Linked DNA regions of Homo sapiens: region 2 is linked to region 1. The links are chromatin loops, found by intact Hi-C in ENCODE. Cell type or tissue: chondrocyte. All regions are shown on one strand. Links, peaks and the distances in the headings refer to the core of each region. The heading gives the core; the rest is flanking DNA. Region 1 overlaps BRAF (B-Raf proto-oncogene, serine/threonine kinase). Region 2 overlaps TMEM178B (transmembrane protein 178B).

Region 1 (9,019 bases), core at 597-8,596:
ATTAAATCTTCTCTCTACTCTATGGCAGTGACACTGTCTTATTCATTTGTCATATCCCTAGGTAAGATATGGTATTGGCAAATGGAAAGTTCTCAATAAAAATTTACTGGCAGGTATCCAACTGAGTGGTGACAATTTCCATACTCTGGAATCAATCTGCAGTTTGCTTTCACAATCCTTCTGTGGCAAGGACCTTCCTGAGGCATCATTTTAATACTATTTTCTCACACTTAGCAACTTAGGTCTTTCTTTTATCTCCTCATATTCAATTTCTAGCTAAGAAGAATTATTAAGAAACAGAGTAGTAATCACTATGAAATGTATGCTCAACTGTATTTGTATTCTTAAGAACTTAAATAAAAATGTTAAGATTTATCCACTTAAAATTCAACATGTTAAAAAATTATTTGCTGCACAGTAAAATTTGATTGACATTAGGTGTATCTTACACTTCTCCCAAAAAATGCCTTACAGAAACACAAACATGATTTCATTATTCACTACTAATGGAGGCTTGAAAGCATAAACCCCAAAGGAAATAATCTAATCAATCATCTGCTTTAAGAGCCCAGCTGGATTAATCACCAAGACACATGGGAAAACACTTGACGCCTAAAGGGTAGCAGTAATTATCCACCTAGAAAAAACTCTGGCCAAAATTCCATACATAGAGAAAAGTAAGAAATGTATTCCTGATTCAGAGACAACTTTTGGCTTCTGCCTGCCATTTTAGGGGATAAGTTCTCAAGTTCTATGTAGATCCTCATCTCTAAGGTGGAAAGGTCCCACATTCCGGGCCTTATGCTGGTGACCCTTAGGCTTATGCTAGGTTCTAGCAAATGCAAAAACCAGACAAAGAAAAAAGCCTCATGGAGAGTTTAATATCCAGCCATTCTATTTCCATTAACCTATCCTTCAGAAACACAAGGGTGTGTACAAGTGTGTCAAGATATATGCAGAAAGACCTTGTTTAGCCCTGTATGTAACAGATTTTTTATAATACAAAAACTTAAATGTCTATCAATAGAGAAATGGTTAAATATAATGAATTCCTATTCTTACGAATTATTACATAGTCATACTAAAATAAAGCCAGGTATACTGACATGAAAAGATGTCCGTGACATCCTGTTGAATTAAAAAAAAATAAGGCAAAGAATATCACATAGCATGGCTCTACTTTGATTTAAGAAAGGGAAAAGAAAAGAAAGTAATGAAGGAAAGAGAGAAAAAAAGAAAGGAAAAAACTTTAGGCTTACAGGTACAAGCACACGTTTGTGTACACAGAAAAAAGTTTGGAAGACAGAACAATAATCTGTTAATCTAAACAAATGTTGGCCTCTAGGAGGGTATTTTCACTTTTTTTACTTGACATACTTCTGCACTATTCAAAATTATCTTTTAACAATGCATACATTTTACTTTTTTAAATTAAAAAGAAAGTATAAAGATTAAAATTAAACTCTTGTTTAAATACAAGTTTTTAAAGAAAACAACTGATTTCAACTCAGGTAAAATGTCAGTTCCAAAATTACTCATCCATATTTCACATTCCCTAAATAAAAATTCATTCATTAAAATCTAAACATTTTTGACATTTCAAAAAAAAATGTAAAGATACATACAAAGTTGTGTGTTGTAAGTGGAACATTCTCCAACACTTCCACATGCAATTCTTCTCCAGTAAGCCAGGAAATATCAGTGTCCCAACCAATTGGTTTCTTCTCTCTGAAAAATGTAGACACAAGCCTTTCTTGGTTATTACACCTAAAAATATTCATATACCTCATGCTGAAGATATGAAAATTGGTTATCGAGGGGCTAGTAACAGTGAGGGAGGTTTGGCTCCCTAATATTCCATCGTTAGAAATTTAAATGGCAATAAATTAATTTTAAGTTTACCCCAAATAAATGTATCACTCTTGGACAAACAGCAGGGTAAAGAGATGTACTCTTTTCTTCAAGTCAGCTCCAGAAAAGACCTACAACAGCAGAAAATGGATTGTTCCTGGGGTCCAAAAAAAAAAAAAAAAAAAAAAAAAATCACAGGTACGGACTTATCTATCCATTCAAGGAAAAAGAGTACTCAAGGGACAGGGACAACATGCCCCCAAAATAATTTTTTTTTTTTTAAAGAGGATTCAAAATGTGAGGGTCTTGGAACAATGTTAGACACTTTCTGAAAGAAAAGTAGGTCAATATAAAATGTTAATTTTGATATACCTTTTGTGAAACTATGAGTTTGTATTAAAAATGGGAGGGGGGTAAGAGTCTATTATCCAAATAAATCACACTCTGAATGGTTCAAAAATTGTAAGAATCTCAAATTCCAAATAAAATCATTTGATCAAAGTAACAAACCCTACAGTCATATACAATTATTTAACTCCTCATATGGCCTACAGTATTTCTTCAGGCTAACTTAGTATTATTTTAATACTTTTTCCTAAAGTACACTTTCAATTCCCTAGGTTTTGGTAAAGATCCTAAGAAAACTTCAAAGTTTAATGTGTGATTTTCTTTTTAAACAAAATTTCACGTCACATACAAACCATACCCATCCTGAATTCTGTAAACAGCACAGCACTCTGGGATTAGACCTCTCATCATCAGTGCTTTCTTTAGACTGTCTCGGACTGTAACTCCACACCTTGCAGGTACCTATGGTATCATAAATATATTGATAAGAGGTAAAGGGAGCAAATTACATTTTTTCATATCATTAAAAAAATTTAGTAATTCATCTTTAAAAAGTCAAATGGGTTACTAGGTCAGATACAACACCATTTCTACAGCTAACTTAATACTAAAGGGAAATTATAACCCAAATATTTGTTATTATTCACCAACTTAAATCAAAGCAAAGTTAATTTTCTATTTTATTAAAATTATGAAATACTTTAAACATATAAAAAGAAGAAGTAACAGTATCTGCTACAATATACCCACCAACGCAGTATATCCATCACTGAGCAATAATAGATGTCAATATTAAAAGCAAAATCAATTTTGATCCAATACTGTTCAAAGCTGAAAACTGTATAACCCTTCAATCACACTGACTGTCCTTAAGAGACCTCTTACTGGCCCTAAACATAGCGGGAAGAAAAAAACCTGTCTTAACATGTATACTTGATATTTGTTGTTTGGTGCCCCTGTTTCCTCTGGGAATATTCCCTTCTCTAGAAATCCACATGGTACTAGAAAAGCTATCAAGGGTCACTACTTTTATGTCACTACAGATGACAGAAGCTGGCTAATCAGTTTCCCATACCCCCGGCAAGAGCAACTGGTCCAGGGCTATATATATGACCCAAACAGTACCTGAGTTCTTCCCTAAATTGACACATGGACACTGACAGAGAAAAGTCCTTGTTTCTACTGTAGTTCTGTAGATTTGCAGAAGATACAAATCTGGAGCCCTCAATGGCCATATTCTCCACCACACTGAGAAAATCTGTTATAGAATGAAGCTAACATACGAAGCAGCAAAGATGACATGGGAAGAGAGAGACAGAGAAGGAGGGAAAGGGAAAGGGAAAAAAAAAGTAATCTCTCTGTATATTTAAAGTTATCTATCTTTAGCCTTTTCCTTGCCTCATCCCCCACAGGCAAATCTGAGTTACTTGGAACTGAAGGTGTAGACTACAGTGAGGCAGTGTGAATACAGAGGACACAGTTTTTATTGGGAGGTGTAAGAAGAAGGGGAAATGTTAGTTTGTAACAATAAGTTCCATTCATTTAAATTGAGGTGCTTAGCAAACCAAAAGTTTCCAAAGAAATTGGGAATATTTATGCTAGAGGGGAAAAAAAGGGGGTAAAGGTAAATATAAGACAGCTGAATTCAAATAATATATTGAAGGGGGAAAGAGTCCAGAAAGCCTAATTAGGATCTATGACCAGAAATAACAGGACGCAGAGGGTAGTGCAATATAACCATTAAAACTATCCAGGTTGGGTGCAGTGGCTAACACCTGTAATCCCAACACTTTGGGAGGCCAAGGTGGGTGGATCATTTGAGGTCAGGAGTTCGAGACCAGCTTAGCCAACATGGTGAAACCCCATCTCTACTAAAAAACACAAAAAGTAGCCGGGCAGAGCGGCGGGCGCCTATAATCCCAGCTACTCAGGTGGCTGAGGCACGATAATCACTTGAACCCAGAAGGCAGAGGTTGCGGCAAGCCAAAATCGTACCACTGCATTCCAGCCTGGGTGACAGAGCGAGATACTGTCACAAACAAACAAAGAAAAACCCTGAACTTTTACCTACCCAGCAAGGTAAAAGTTTGTCATGAGAGACTGGGCTCATCACTGGAAGTATTAAAGAGACTGGATGGTACAGTTGATCCTCATTACTTGTGGAGTCCATACTTGAAATCTCTCTACTTGCTAAAATTTATTTGTAACTCTAAAGTCAATACTCTTAGTGCTTTCATAGACATGCGCAGAGCAATGAGATATTTGAGTCGCCTAATGCATGCACCTCTCCAACTGAGGTTGAACAGTGAAGCTTTCTCTTGCCTTCTTGTTTCAATTTTCATACTATAAACAAGTATCCTGGGCAGAGCCTATTTGGTGCCACTTTTTTCTCACTTTTGTGCTTCTTGTTGATGATTCTTCTGTTTAAAATAATCCCTAAGCATAGTGCTCACGTGCTGTTTAGGGCTGGTAAGCATAAGAAGGCTATAATGTCCCTGGCAGAGTAAGTACATGTGTTAGGCCAGCTTCCTTCAGGCATGAGTTATAGTAATGTCAGCCGTGAGTTCAATGTTAATGAATCAACAATATGTCTTTAAACAGAAACACACACAAAACAAGGTTACGTATCGACTGACTGATGAAAATGTGACTAGAGGCTGGTAGGAACCTAACTGTATTTTAAATGTGAAGGATCTGGGGTCTGATCAAGGAAAAAGATATGACCACGAGGTGGCAGTAGCATGCATAGCTTTATTGGGTGACATTGACAGATCTGCAGGCAGAGGATGTCCTTAAAGCATACTGTCCAGAGGCTAAGGCAGAGTGGCCACTACCCAAACAGGACTGGCCAGAAGCTGAGGTGGAGTGGCTATCACCCAGAAGAGGAGGGCTAGGGGACTCTCAGGGGAGAGGGGAGTAGGAGAGGGAGCTTATATGTCTAGCTGACAATGTTAGACAACCCAGCAGGGAGTCTATGTATCAAAGAGCTCCAAAGGGCAACAGCAGCTTGGAATCTTTATAGCCTTGGGATTTGATCTTATTTATACCTAATAGATGTTGAGTACAAAGCAGTTTTGTGGGGACTGCAAAGTAGGCAGGCTCTCAGTGGCTAAAAATCTGCTTATCAGGATTATATTTAAAACAATTAGATGTACAAAAAATTTAGTTTGGTGCAAGCACACTTTTAAGCCAATAGGTCTCAACCTGTTGTAATGGAAGAAACAACCTAGAGGCCAATATACAGAGGGGTTTTTTGGCTCATTTAAATAATAATAATCCTTGTACTTCCCCTAGGAGCAAGGTTCAGTGTTCACTAATTGTTTGTAGTGAATTTATAGACCATAACTACTACGAACAATGAGAACTGGTTGTAACCTTTCAGAAATAATAAACTTAAGTGAAAGCTCACTTTTCCCTGTGCCATTCGTCTTCCGCCTATACTAATGCCAAAATTTCCTGACTGGTGACCGATCTTTAGTTTTAAACCACATCCAATGTATCCTATCCTATGTTACCATAGAAATCTTTCTAAAGAAGGCATTCTTTTTTTCTTTTTTATCTTTGTTTTTAATTTTTTACTTTTAAGAAGGTATTCTTAACTTTTGGGCATGCATGTGCATGCACACCTGTGTGTGTGTGTGTGTGTGTGTGTGTGTGTGTGAGGGTGGGAGGGGGAGAGAGAGAAAGACTTCTGAGAATCTAATGAAAGCCTCAAATGTGCTCTCTGAAACAAAATTTCATAGGGTTTGTGGAATCTGAAGCCCACGCTGAGTTCACTGAACTCAGCATTTAACCCATTCTAATATATAATCTTAAATTTCACTAGTTTGCTTAAAATTTTCCCATTATTTGTAAGATAAAATTCCAATTCCATAATGTGTCATAAAAGGCCACCAATGACTTGGAGCTATCTATCCTTCAGCCTCTTTGGTAATTTCCCTTAGGCACTCCAGTAATGCACTTCAAATATGGCTATGCTCCCTCATGCTTCTCTACATATGCTGATCCTAAGTTGCATATATATTTCATCAACAGGCAAAAATTTGGTTTTCTGCTCTATTACCAAGGCAAGCCATCTATCAGTCCTTCTTAATTCCACTTTTGTAGGCTGAATTTTTATACTATTTGTTCTTTCATGATAGTACCTGTACAACAGATGAAGAAATCAATGGAACAAAACAGAAAGACCAAAATAGACCCTAACACATAAAGAAAGTGCGAATAAGATAAAGGCAACATCTGAAATGGGGTAAAGATGAACTTTTAAATAACTGATGCTGGGACAACTGGAACTAATCTAGAAAAAAAGGTTCATCCATACTTCATATTGTATACCAGAATAAACTACAAATGGATCAAATATTTAAATGCTGGAAGGAAGAAAGGGAAGGAGAGTGAAACAAACCATAAAAGAACTAGAAGAAAGCATGGCACCTTCAAATCTTCAAATGAAAAAGGCTTTTATAACTCTGATGCAAAATCTACAAGTCATAAAGGAAAAAAATATTATATTCACCTACATAAAGCTAAAAAAAAACTTTTGGATGGCAAAACAAACACATTAAAAGTGAAGTAAAAAGACAGTACAAATGGTGAAAAATATATTTGCAACTCATTTAGCAGATGTGTTAGCTTCCTGATACACAAAGAGCTCCTGAAAAATTGAGATGAAGACCAATAACCCAAGAGAAAAAGGGAAAAATATATGAGAGACAGGTCCCAGAAACAGAAGTAGAAATGGCCTTCACACATATGAAAACATGTTCAGTCTCACTCAGAGGAAAGCAAACCCAAACTAGTGAAGTTATTTTTCATTTATCAGATTGGCAAAAATCCAAAAAAAAATTGATAACATATTCTACTGGTATGAAGCTATAAACAGACATCTCATAATTAAGCAAGATCCATGAAGCGAAATTTGTATCTATCAAAGTCACAAATGCAAATTTCTCTTTGACCTAGTCAAGCATACTTCTGGGAATCTATCTCACAGATATGCCTGCAATACATAAGAATAATGTATGTGCAACATTATTCACTACAGTACTGACTGTATATCAAAAGTCTAGAAAGAACCTGAATGACCATACACACATCACTGGTTAAATACACTATAGTACATCTATACAATGGAACTGTAGTTGTATATATATAAAAAATTATGTATGAAACAAAATTTCCAGAATGGCCTACATAAACGTTAAAAACAAAATACAGAATGATATATACAGTATTATGTATCTTATGTATGAAGAGTGGGGAAATAAATGTATTTGTACTTATGTCTATATTTTAAAAACCATGAAAATCCATACATGCGTGTACACACATGCACATGCATGCGGACGCATACATACACACACACACACACACACACACACCCTCCTTAAAAAAGAGTTACCTAAAAGGTGCAGAGAAAATTGGATGTATATTTAGGCCAGGGTGAAAACAAGATTTCTTTATGCAAATACCATATGAAAGTATAACCTGTGTAAAGGGAGGGAGGTTGTCTCCTACTTTAAGGCTAGGAAAACTAAAAAGAGGTATTTTTGTAATAAACTAGGTTTATGCCTTTCCTCCAAATTCCAAAATTAAATATCTTTGATTAGCTTGTCAGAGCAATAATTTTTCTCTTAAAAAAATAAAAAAGCATCCTATCTTAAAAAGGAGCCAGAGTCAATGGAACCATGTGAATATTTGCCAAGGAAACTTTAGACCAAAACAAAATGTATGAGTCCAAACTTTCACACGTCAATTTTTAAAGTGAACTGAAATTATCTTTTGTTAATGAGCTCACAATGATTCATATACTACTCTACTTTTATGTATGTTTAAAATTTTCCATAGTTGGCCAGACATGGTGGCTCATGCCTGTAATCCCAGCATTTTGGGAGGCCAAGGCAGGCAGATCACCTGAGGTCTGGAGTTCAAGACCAGCCTGGCCAACATGGTGAAACCCCATCTCTATTAAAAACACAAAAATTAGCCAGGCATGGTGGCAGGCTCCTGTCATCCTGGCTACTAGGGAGGCTGAGGCAGGAGAATCACTTGAACTTAGGAGGCGGAGGTTGTAGTGAGCCAAGACTGTGCCACTGCACTCCAGCCTGGGTGACAGAGTGAGACTCCATCTCAAAAAATATATATATATAAAATTCATATAATTTATACTTTATATATAATGTATATAATTTATATATAACATAATTTATATACAATATATAACATATATATTATATATAACATATATATTATATATAACATATATATATTATATATAACATATATAATTTATATATATTATATATATAAAAGTTTCCATAGTAAAAAGTTTTTTAAAAAAACAGTTGTTCTAAAATTTAGGTGGTCATCAAAATTGTTATATGTTTAATTCTTTGAGATAGTACATTAATTTGGTAGTTTGTTTTACAGTGCAGACGATTATATGCCTTAAGTAAGCTTCATGATACAGTAACATCTTAAATAAACTGGCACAGAATATACATGCCAATATACAGATTTTGAATACAAATTTAAATTACATAGCTTTCTGATTTTATAATTTAACTTAATGCCAAGTTCTTTTTTGGGACTATTACATCAATTACATTTTTTTTTTTTTTTTGAGACAGAGTCTCGCTCTGTCGCCCAGGCTGCAGTGCAGTGGCGTGATCTCAGCTCACTGCAAGCTCCACCTCCCGGGCTCACGCCATTCTCCTGCCTCAGCCTCCTGAGTAGCTGGGACTACAGGTGTCTGCCACCACGCCTGGCTAATTTTGTTTTTTTTTGTATTTTTAGTAGAGACGGGGTTTCTCCTTGTTAG
Region 2 (9,019 bases), core at 531-8,530, 420 kb after region 1:
ACGGTTTGAGTTTCTCTCACTTACCAGACACTGTTCTAGGCATTAGATGGAAGAGCAGCAATCCCTGCCCTCATGGAGCTTGCATTCGTATGCAATAATCACCACTTACTGACAGATGTGCAGAGGCTGTGCTAAGTGCCTGACATACCTTATTCACTGAAATCTCAAATGTACTATGAGGTGAATATTATTATTATATCTGTTTGACAGAGGAGGAAACTGAGGCTAACAGAGGTTAAATAACTCACAGAAGAGCCGTGTCCTATGAGCCTTATGATGACTTTAGGAGGTCTTAGGAAATGCATCTGTCAGCCAGGCATGATGGATGTGAATGGGCGGAGTCCGGACTGTGAGGAGCCATTGTGACATTCCTGCTCTGAGAGAATGGGTCTGGACTAGACTCTCAGCAGGGGATATGAACTTCGCAAAATAGGGAGGTGAGGTCACCTGCTAAGGTGGTAGTTGCCCTTGCATAAGTGTTTTAGGGGACAGCAGGGATTCTGAGGAGTATGGACAAGGCCTGAAGAAGCTTCTGTGGCTGTTTTCTAACCCACTCTTTAAAGGATCGTAGTGACTGTCTTTATCTCCAGGAAGACATTTATCAGCACTAACTATGGGTGTGGAATATGAGAAAAATCCTAGAAAGCAAGATTTCCTTGAAGTGTAGGGAAGAATTAACTATATTTTCTTATAGCTTACATTTCTCTGTCCATACAAAGAAATAAGGTGTGTGTACACACACACACACACACATGCACACACATATCACATTCAAAAGCAAATTCAACTTAGGCATCTAATAAATGCATGAATCGTGTATCTTTTTGGCTTTCAGGTCTCACATCATTTTTATTGTGTTATTTAATAAGATCACTTTGATTATGATCATTAATCCATAAAAATAGTTTTCATATATATGTTGTATTTAAATAAATTTAAATATACCAAGGTCCTTGCTTTTTTTTCCTTTTCTAATCAAGTCCAAGATATCAGAATTACTCTTCAGAAAAATGTCAACTGAAACACAATTCTCAACTTCACTAATTATTCACGAACTCAGATTTAAGATAGACTTTCTTCTTTCTTTTTTTTTTTAGACTAGATTCTCATCTAGGGGTCATGAAGGGGGAAAAAAATCAATGAGTAGCTATCACTTACTCTCAGAAGAGGGGTTCCTCTGCCTTCCCTGATTGGAGCTGTGAATAATTCAACACCATCCCAGGCTCCCTTTTCCTTTCTTGAGGTTGAGCTTATTAAAATTACATGGCCAAAGGACACTGCTGAGGAGATGGCTGGTGCCCTCCATATCGGCTGTCAGGATCTCCAGTGCAGCCTCATAACAGCTTAAGCCCTTGCTCTGGGAGCACTGAGCTGCCACCAGCTAGGGGTGACCAATGGGTGAATGAAGATAGCAGTGGAGGAGCAGCCAGCTGTCTCCCCGGCTTGTATCATTTTCCTCCATTCGCTCGGCATCCATCCTGGTGGGGTGTGGAAATGGAATGCTGTCTCCATGCTTACTATTGATCAACTTCGTCATCATTGTTGGCCTCATCATTAAGTATTTATAGTTCACTGAGTGAAAGGTAAGTGCTGAACAGACGGGGCACCCCTTTTAGAAGCTTTCCAAGACTATAATTCATCTCCTTCAGTGAGATGGAGTCTCCAGAGACAGAATTTGAACAGTCCATGGATTAGAGTCAGTACTATCTTTTTTTTTTTTTTTTTTTTTTGGTTGTGGGGGTGGAATTTGATTACATGACTAGGGATTTTTTTTGCAAAATGATGTGTGTGTGTGGTGTGTGTGTGTGTGTGTGTGTGTGTGTGTGAAACTTTTTTTTCATGGGTCAGTGTATGAAGTTTCTAGGACCAGGTAGGATTCAATTGGAGGCTGAATATGATGGAACCAAATCAGACTTAAAATTCCATGGACTCAGGTCAAGATTTTTTAAGAGTTGTCAGGGAGACGGAAACCTAACAGTAAATCCAGCTAATCTTGAAAAGAGGGAGGAAATTTGGGTCAGGCATTGTCACCGAATGCTACTCTGGCAGCATGCATTTGCCCATCCTCTGAATCCTGTAAGTCTCTGGTTTCAATCCTTCCCTGTAACCACCTACCCCATCCCCAGTTCCATGGAGCAGGGGAAACATCCTTTTCTTCCTCATTACATTAATGGTTTCCCTTCCTATTATTTTCTCTTGCGTTTTCCATCGGCTTATTTTATTTCTCCTGATCATTAAGATGAAACATAATTATTATAGAAAAAAATCAACAGAATAGTATAAAAGAAAAGCAGAAACAACCACTTGAAATGCTATAATCAATAGGCAAATTACAGGCTGGGCATGATGTTTCATTCCTGTAATCCCAGCACTTTGGGAGGCCGAAGTAGAAGGATCACTTGAGCTCAGGAATTTCAGACCAGCCTGGGCAACATAGTGAGACCCTGTCTCTACGAAAAATTAAAAAAAAAATAGTGGAGAGGATTGTTTGAGCCTAGGTGTTTGAGGCTGCTGTGATCTATAATTCCCCACGGTACACCAGCCTGGGCCACAGAATGAGACCGTTTCAAAACAAACACCAACAACAAAAAGAGACAAACTACTGTTGTGGTGTATATCCTTTGTGTTTTTCTTTGTATTTCTTTTCATGGCATAAATTATACTTTATAATTTTGTATCCCAAATTTTGTTCATAATTCTATGATAAGCATTTTCCCTTGTCATCAAACTCTTCATAAACATAATTTTAATTACTTCATCATATTCTACGATGTAAGTATACATAATTTACTTAACCTTTCTTCTAAAGTTAAATGTTTATGTTGAACTAGTTTTGGGCCATTATAATAATGTTATAATGATAATCCTTGTGCATAAATCTTTGATCATATTTCTGATAATTTGTTTAGGATAAATGCCCAGAATTGGAACTACTGGCTCAAAGATATGAACATTTCTTAGGTTCTTGATATATAATGCCAAATTGCTTTCCAGAAAAACTGAGGCAGTTTATAGCCCTACCAAATTTTACCTACATTGAAAAATCCTTTTCCCCTTAAGATATATGCTGATTTGATTGATAAAAAAAGTTACTCATTTTTGAAATTATAAGAAAGGTTGAATTTAAGAAATGGTTATCAGCCACTTGTACTTCTCCTTTGTAAAGTTCTCTCTTTCTTTTCTTTGTCTCTACTGTCCTGTTACCTTACTTTTGCCATCTCTGAGTAGATCAGTGTCTTCAGTGGGTGTGCCACTTGGCCAAAGACTCCTTACTTCTCTTGTTACCCTCTTCACTTTCCCCCTTATTTAATCTTTTTCCACTCTTTAAAAAATTTATTTTTTAATTTTTGAGACAGAGCCTTGCTCTGTCACTCAGGTTGGAGTGCAGTAGTGCAGTCATGGCTCACTGCAGTCTTGAAGTTCTGAGCTTAAGCAATCCTCCCACCTCAACCTCCCCAGTAGCTAGGACTACAGATGTGCTCTACTGCACCTGGCTAATTTTTATTTTTTATTTTTTGTAGATTACAAGACAGCTCAGAGGTTCTCTCATAGGACAGCAGAGGCTGAACCTTGAAGGCAGGTCACAGGGTCTCTCTGTGTTGCCCAGGCTGGTCTCAAATTCCTGGCCTCAAGTGATCCTCCTCCCTTGGCCTCCCACTTTCCTACTCTTTTAGATTTCTGTTGCAGGGCTAAAGAAATGGACAACCTTTGGATAAGAGCCACCAAGCCCTAAGTGATGTTCAGAAAGGAAAGCCCAGCAGCTACTTAAATGGGTTCAGGAACATTTGGGATTTTTCTCTCTTGAAGTTCTTTTACAGCTTGGGGAACTCCCAAGAGGACTGAGACATTGTCCTGTTTGCCTCTGCATTTCCAGCGCCTAGAACAGAGCTGGTGCATACAGAAGGCAAGCAGCTCAGTGCATATTTATTGAATGAACAAACAAAGCCTTCTCAAAGTTCAGGTTTCTTTGCCATGCTTTGGGGCTCCTGACCTAGAGCTCAAGAGAAGAAAAAAAAAAAACACGACAAGGCTGCCAAGGAAGTTTGAAATTAATCTACATTTTGCAATTTGTACAAAAATGTAATTAGATTCCTTCTCCAGAGGCAATCCATTAATGTAATCAATGATTGCAGTTACTCAGTATGTAACCTGAAAAAAAAATTGCTGATGCCTCAGAAAAATAAACACTTGCTTAGTAAAATAATTCCGCACCCAGTGCCAGCCATTTCCTGTTTTCTTTTTCTATTTGACATGGTATCTCCTCTGCAGCATTCCTATTTAGAGACGGAAGCAAAGCCTGCTCCCTGGGGGCTGGAAGGGCCCTCTCTGCCACTGCATCTGCAAGGTGGAGACTTGCTGCTGCTTGGTGGAAACTGCACAGTGGCATGGCTCCCTCCACTGGCAGTTCTCCCACGGTCAACTAGCTGGGCTTCAGATAACTGACCACATGATCTAGCCTAGGCAGCATTGCTTTTTCTTTCTTTCCTTTTTCCCATCAACTTTTATTTTAAGTTCCGGGGCACATGTGCACGATGTGCAGGTTTGTTACATAGGTAAACATGTGCCGTGGTGGTTTGCCAAACCGATCAACCCCTCACCTAGGTATTAAGCCCAACATCTATTAGCTATTCTTCCTGATGCTGTCCCTCCCCTTGCCACCCCCAACCCTACAGGCCCTGGTGTGTGATGTTCCCCACCCATGTTTCCATGTGTTCTCATCGTTCAGCTCCCACTTATAAGTGAGAACATGCGGTGTTTGGTTTTCTGTTCTTGCAATAGTTTGCTGAGGATAATGGCTTCCAGCTCCATCCATGTCCCTGCAAAGGACATGCTCTCTTTCCATTTTATGGCTGCATAGTATTCCATGGTGTACATGTACCACATTTTCTTTATCCAGTCTATTATTGATGGGCATTTGAGTTGACTCTATGTCTTTGCTATTGTGAATAGTGCTGCAATGAACATATGCATGCATGTATCCTTATAATAGAAGATTTATATTCTTTTGGGTATATATTTAGTAATGTGATTGTTGGGTCAAGTGGTATTTCTGGTTCTAGGTCTTTGAGGAGTCGTCACACTGTCTTTCACAATGGTTGAACTAATTTACATTCCCACCGACAGTGTTAAAGCATTCCTTTTTCTCTGCAACCTTGCCAGCATCTGTTGTTACTTGACTATCTAATAATTACCATTCTGACGGGTGTGAGATGGTATCTCATTGTGGTTTTGATTTGCATTTCTCAAATGATCAGTGATGTTGCAAACTAAATCCAGCAGCACACAAGCACAGCATTGCTTTTTCTATACATTTTAATTCTTAGTTGAAATAGAAGTAAAAATATGAATTAAATGCCAATAAACCCATGTAACCTTAGAGGCTCAGCTTCCTTACTTCCTCTTTCTGTAGCTTTCTTCTCCTGCCAGAAAGCTTTCCCTGGCTCCATGGTGTTCATGGATCTCCAGCCACCCTACTTTTACCAGCAGGCAGGGCTGTGTCCCATTAGGAGCCCTGAGCCCCCTGCTACAAAGCCCTTGGGGATCCAGCAGTCATGCCCCAAACTCAGGAAGCAGGAGATTAGTAATGGAGGCACCACAGCCTGATTGAGAGAAGCTTGAGGAGATGATCTGAGTACAGCTGTGAGCTGCCCTCCCTAAAAGCCAGAGGGGAGTGGATGATGCCACTCCCTTAGGTGGAAAGTTCTCTTGTAACTTGGAACAGATGGAGTGAGAGTGCATTGATTCGAATGTGGTCATCCTGGAGAAGTGTGTTAGTTCTGCGATTGAAACCTCAATCTTCCCTGCTCCTCTCTCCAAGGCAGATTGGGAGTCTCTCCTGTGAACACTGCTGTCAGCACACTATTTAAGTTACAATTATTCACTGCTGTGCTTGTCTATGCTAGGGCAAGGGACATACATTTTTATCTTTTAATCCCAATGTCTGGTATGATATCTATCTGGCACATAGTAGGCATGAAAGACATTTCTTTAATCAAACAAAGAATGTGAGAGTGGTTGTTAGGTGCAGGATTAGCTCAAAGCCTAATGGGGGTGACCCAGGAAATTGCTGAAGGTCGAATTTCTATTGCTCTCAGCTGCGTGAGCACTGTTCTGAGAATAAATTTTCTCCATTTTTCCATATTAACCTTGGAAACCTTTCTCCAAGTGATAGTCCACCGTAAGCTCTTCTTCTATTTTGGGCTACTCCTTCTCAGGGTTCCTATGCATTTCGGCACAGGCACCTGTTAAGAGCTAGACTGGGGGTGTTGTAACTTCCATGTCCCACTGGGGTATGTGTTTTGTGAGGGAAGAGTCTTAGGTCCCTTGTAGCACAGATACCTTCAGGGAGCTGGGTGTTTATATAGAGCCCTGAGCACTTTGACATGGACTTTTGCTGGTCAAAAGAAGGTTGAGAGCCCTATTCATTCCCATGAGTTCCCTATCAAAATGTACTTCTCCCTTTTGCAAAACTGGCAATGCCAAGTTCGACCTCTTTGACTTCATTGTGCATCTGTCCCTATCACATGAAATATTTCCCAGGGCAGAATTGTCAAACAGTGATCCCAGGACCACCAGCATCAGAATTACCTGAGTGGGCTTGCAAAAATGCAGATCCTTATCCTGCCATTTCAGACTACTGATTTAAAGATTATTCCTTTGTGCTAGCCAAAGTTGGATAACTTCTGTCTTCAGGCATGGGGAGTTGGTCCCCCTAGGTGCAGTAGTCCTCTCTGATGCTTCTAAAAAGATGTATGGTCCAGATTGCACTGGGAGAAGGTGACTACTCTCTTTTGCCTGCCTCTTGCTAGTCTACAGTTATATGTAAAGTCTGTGACAGGCATTTGTGGGGATAAAATATCAAGATACTGCCTCTGTTCTCTGTTGTGTAAAACTTAAAGTGTCTATATTCATAAACAAATCACTTCAATAAAGGGCACATTGGGGCAAATCAAATGCCATGAAACATGGGGAGGAGAGATCATTTTGCTGAGGTTAGGATGATCTGGTGAGAGTTTTATGGGATTTCAAATTAGGCCTTGAACAATGGCTGGGACTTCCCAGACAAGAGGGAAACAAAGACTTTCTAGATTGATGTAGCAGCTTGATCAAGTCATGGAAATGAGGAGGCCAGAGGGATGTCTGAGCAGCAGAGAGGAGTTCTGTGTGGCTAGGAGGGAGAATGCAGGAGGCTGTACCATGAGAGGAGAGATGGATGCTGCTTAAAACTCAGGCACACCAGGGCTGTCTTCTGTGTCCAGGGTGGTGAGTCAGCTTTTCCAGCAGGATTAGATGTGATCATTCCCCCTCGTGCAGAACCTGGTCCGAGAATTTCCATGCCCATCACATTTCCTCATTCTGGGTTAATCAAACCCTAATTCCCCTTGCATCTTCTTGTACCCCATGCCCTCAAAATTGTTCTGTGCCATCTGCACTCTCGTCTATGTGGCAGAGCCAAGCCTTGATGAGAGAGCAGAGGACAGGCCAAGAAGAGAAACAGTTGGGTCAGTTCTGTGCCGTCTATGCAGACGTGGGAGGTGAATAATCTGAAACAGTGGGTGATACAAAAGGCATTTATATTTGGCTTTGGAACGCACGACATGATTGCTGGCAGCGGGGGTAGCAGATTTATCTTCCTAATTAGGCAAATATTCAAATGAGTTGGCACTCTCTGAACAAGCCACCAAATCCTAAGGCCATGTAAAAAGAAATCCTAGGATCAATTTTCATTTCAATATGAGTATTATTTATGTTAGTACTAGTTGGAATGTTCTAGAGTATTAGCATTCAAAGCTTCCCATCACATTGGCCTCTATGGCGAATGGGCTTCCGTCGACACATCTTCATTTGTGACTGATTTTCCGTGAAGCTGGGAATGACCTTTACCAAATTTCAGAATCATTAAATGAAGCCTTCTGATTTATTGTGGTAAGGAATATGTTCTTATATTAATAATAGTTTAATGGTTGGTGTAGAAGACTTGCTTGAAGAATCATTTCTGTGCCTGTGTTGCAGTGTACACAGCAGGCTAGAAACAGCCAATCACAATTCTAATTCCTTTTTGAACTTTAGCTTCCAGTAAAGTACAGTCAGATGTAAATTACTGCATATACTCTAAGCCCATGTGTAGACAGAACAGAATTTATAACCGTCAATAAAAACATTCATTTTAAGTTATTAATCTAATCATGGAATTTTATAGCTAGAAGTGACATTTGAGGTCATCTAATCTAACTTTATCATTTTAGTGATGAGGCCCAGAGAAATTTAAGGAACTTGAGGATGAAGTACTAAAGGTATTATGGGCTTTTATCCATGGGCTAGTCAAGGATAAAAAAGTGCATTTGTTGCTAAAACCAAACCAAACCTCAAAATCCTCTGTGGATAATTCCAAACAGTTGATTGTCTATGCATATGTTAGTCCCCATACTTCATGGGGTACATGATGGAGAGGATACTCCTAATCATAGGGCTCATTATTGACCGAGCCCTAAGAAATTGCCAGGGCCTCGGATACAGTGAATAAGATAGGTGTGGCCCTTGCCCTTTGAATCTTACAATCTCCCCTAGACACGCAGTGCTTTCCTGCTGGCTTTCAGGCCTGTCTTGGCCGTCCCAGCTCAGCCTTCCCAGTCCTGGATGTGGGATAATCTTTAAGCCTGTCCACTGTTTAGTTTTCTGATGAGAGCAAACAGAGGAGTGTAACAGGGATTTTCTTCTCTCTGCTGGATCACCAGCAAGAGATGGGGACAAGAGAACCAGACCAGAGCTCCCTAATTCCAGCTTCCAAATGTTCTCTGAGATGCAAACCTAGTCCACACCCCAGCCCCTTACCCCCACAGGTCCCTGTGAATATCTGGAGGTAGAGGGTAGAGGGAGCTCCAGTCTCAGAGAGGGTTTGTATTGAGTGGGAGAGGAAGAGGAAAGTTTCCCCAATATCACTGACTAAGCTGCTCCCAAATTTGAGAAGTTACAGAGATTCGGCGCAGAGAAGCACAGAAAGGGAAAGAAGGGAAAGAGA

The links. Peaks named below come from ENCODE experiments on the same cell type or tissue, not always from the same donor. Only the 100,000 strongest peaks of a DNase experiment are listed, where the experiment ranks them.
Region 2: it touches region 1 in a loop (9-fold over the local background); 21 of 110 quality-filtered maps call a loop at or near these places.

The regions. Positions count from the first base shown.
Region 1 is chr7:140,806,335-140,815,353 of GRCh38, forward strand. BRAF (B-Raf proto-oncogene, serine/threonine kinase) reads right to left here. Exons shown (of 18, transcript NM_004333.6): 4 at 2,558-2,661; 5 at 1,626-1,728. Among named protein-coding and RNA genes, the nearest start is that of NDUFB2-AS1, 110 kb to the left of the region's middle. In chondrocyte, for the core only: a CTCF peak has its summit at 4,924 (motif pointing right); no DNase peak of the experiment used is centred there.
Region 2 is chr7:141,227,306-141,236,324 of GRCh38, forward strand. The region is part of intron 2 of TMEM178B (transmembrane protein 178B); the gene reads left to right. Among named protein-coding and RNA genes, the nearest start is that of TMEM178B, 160 kb to the left of the region's middle. In chondrocyte, for the core only: CTCF peaks have their summits at 4,391 (motif pointing left) and 4,591; no DNase peak of the experiment used is centred there.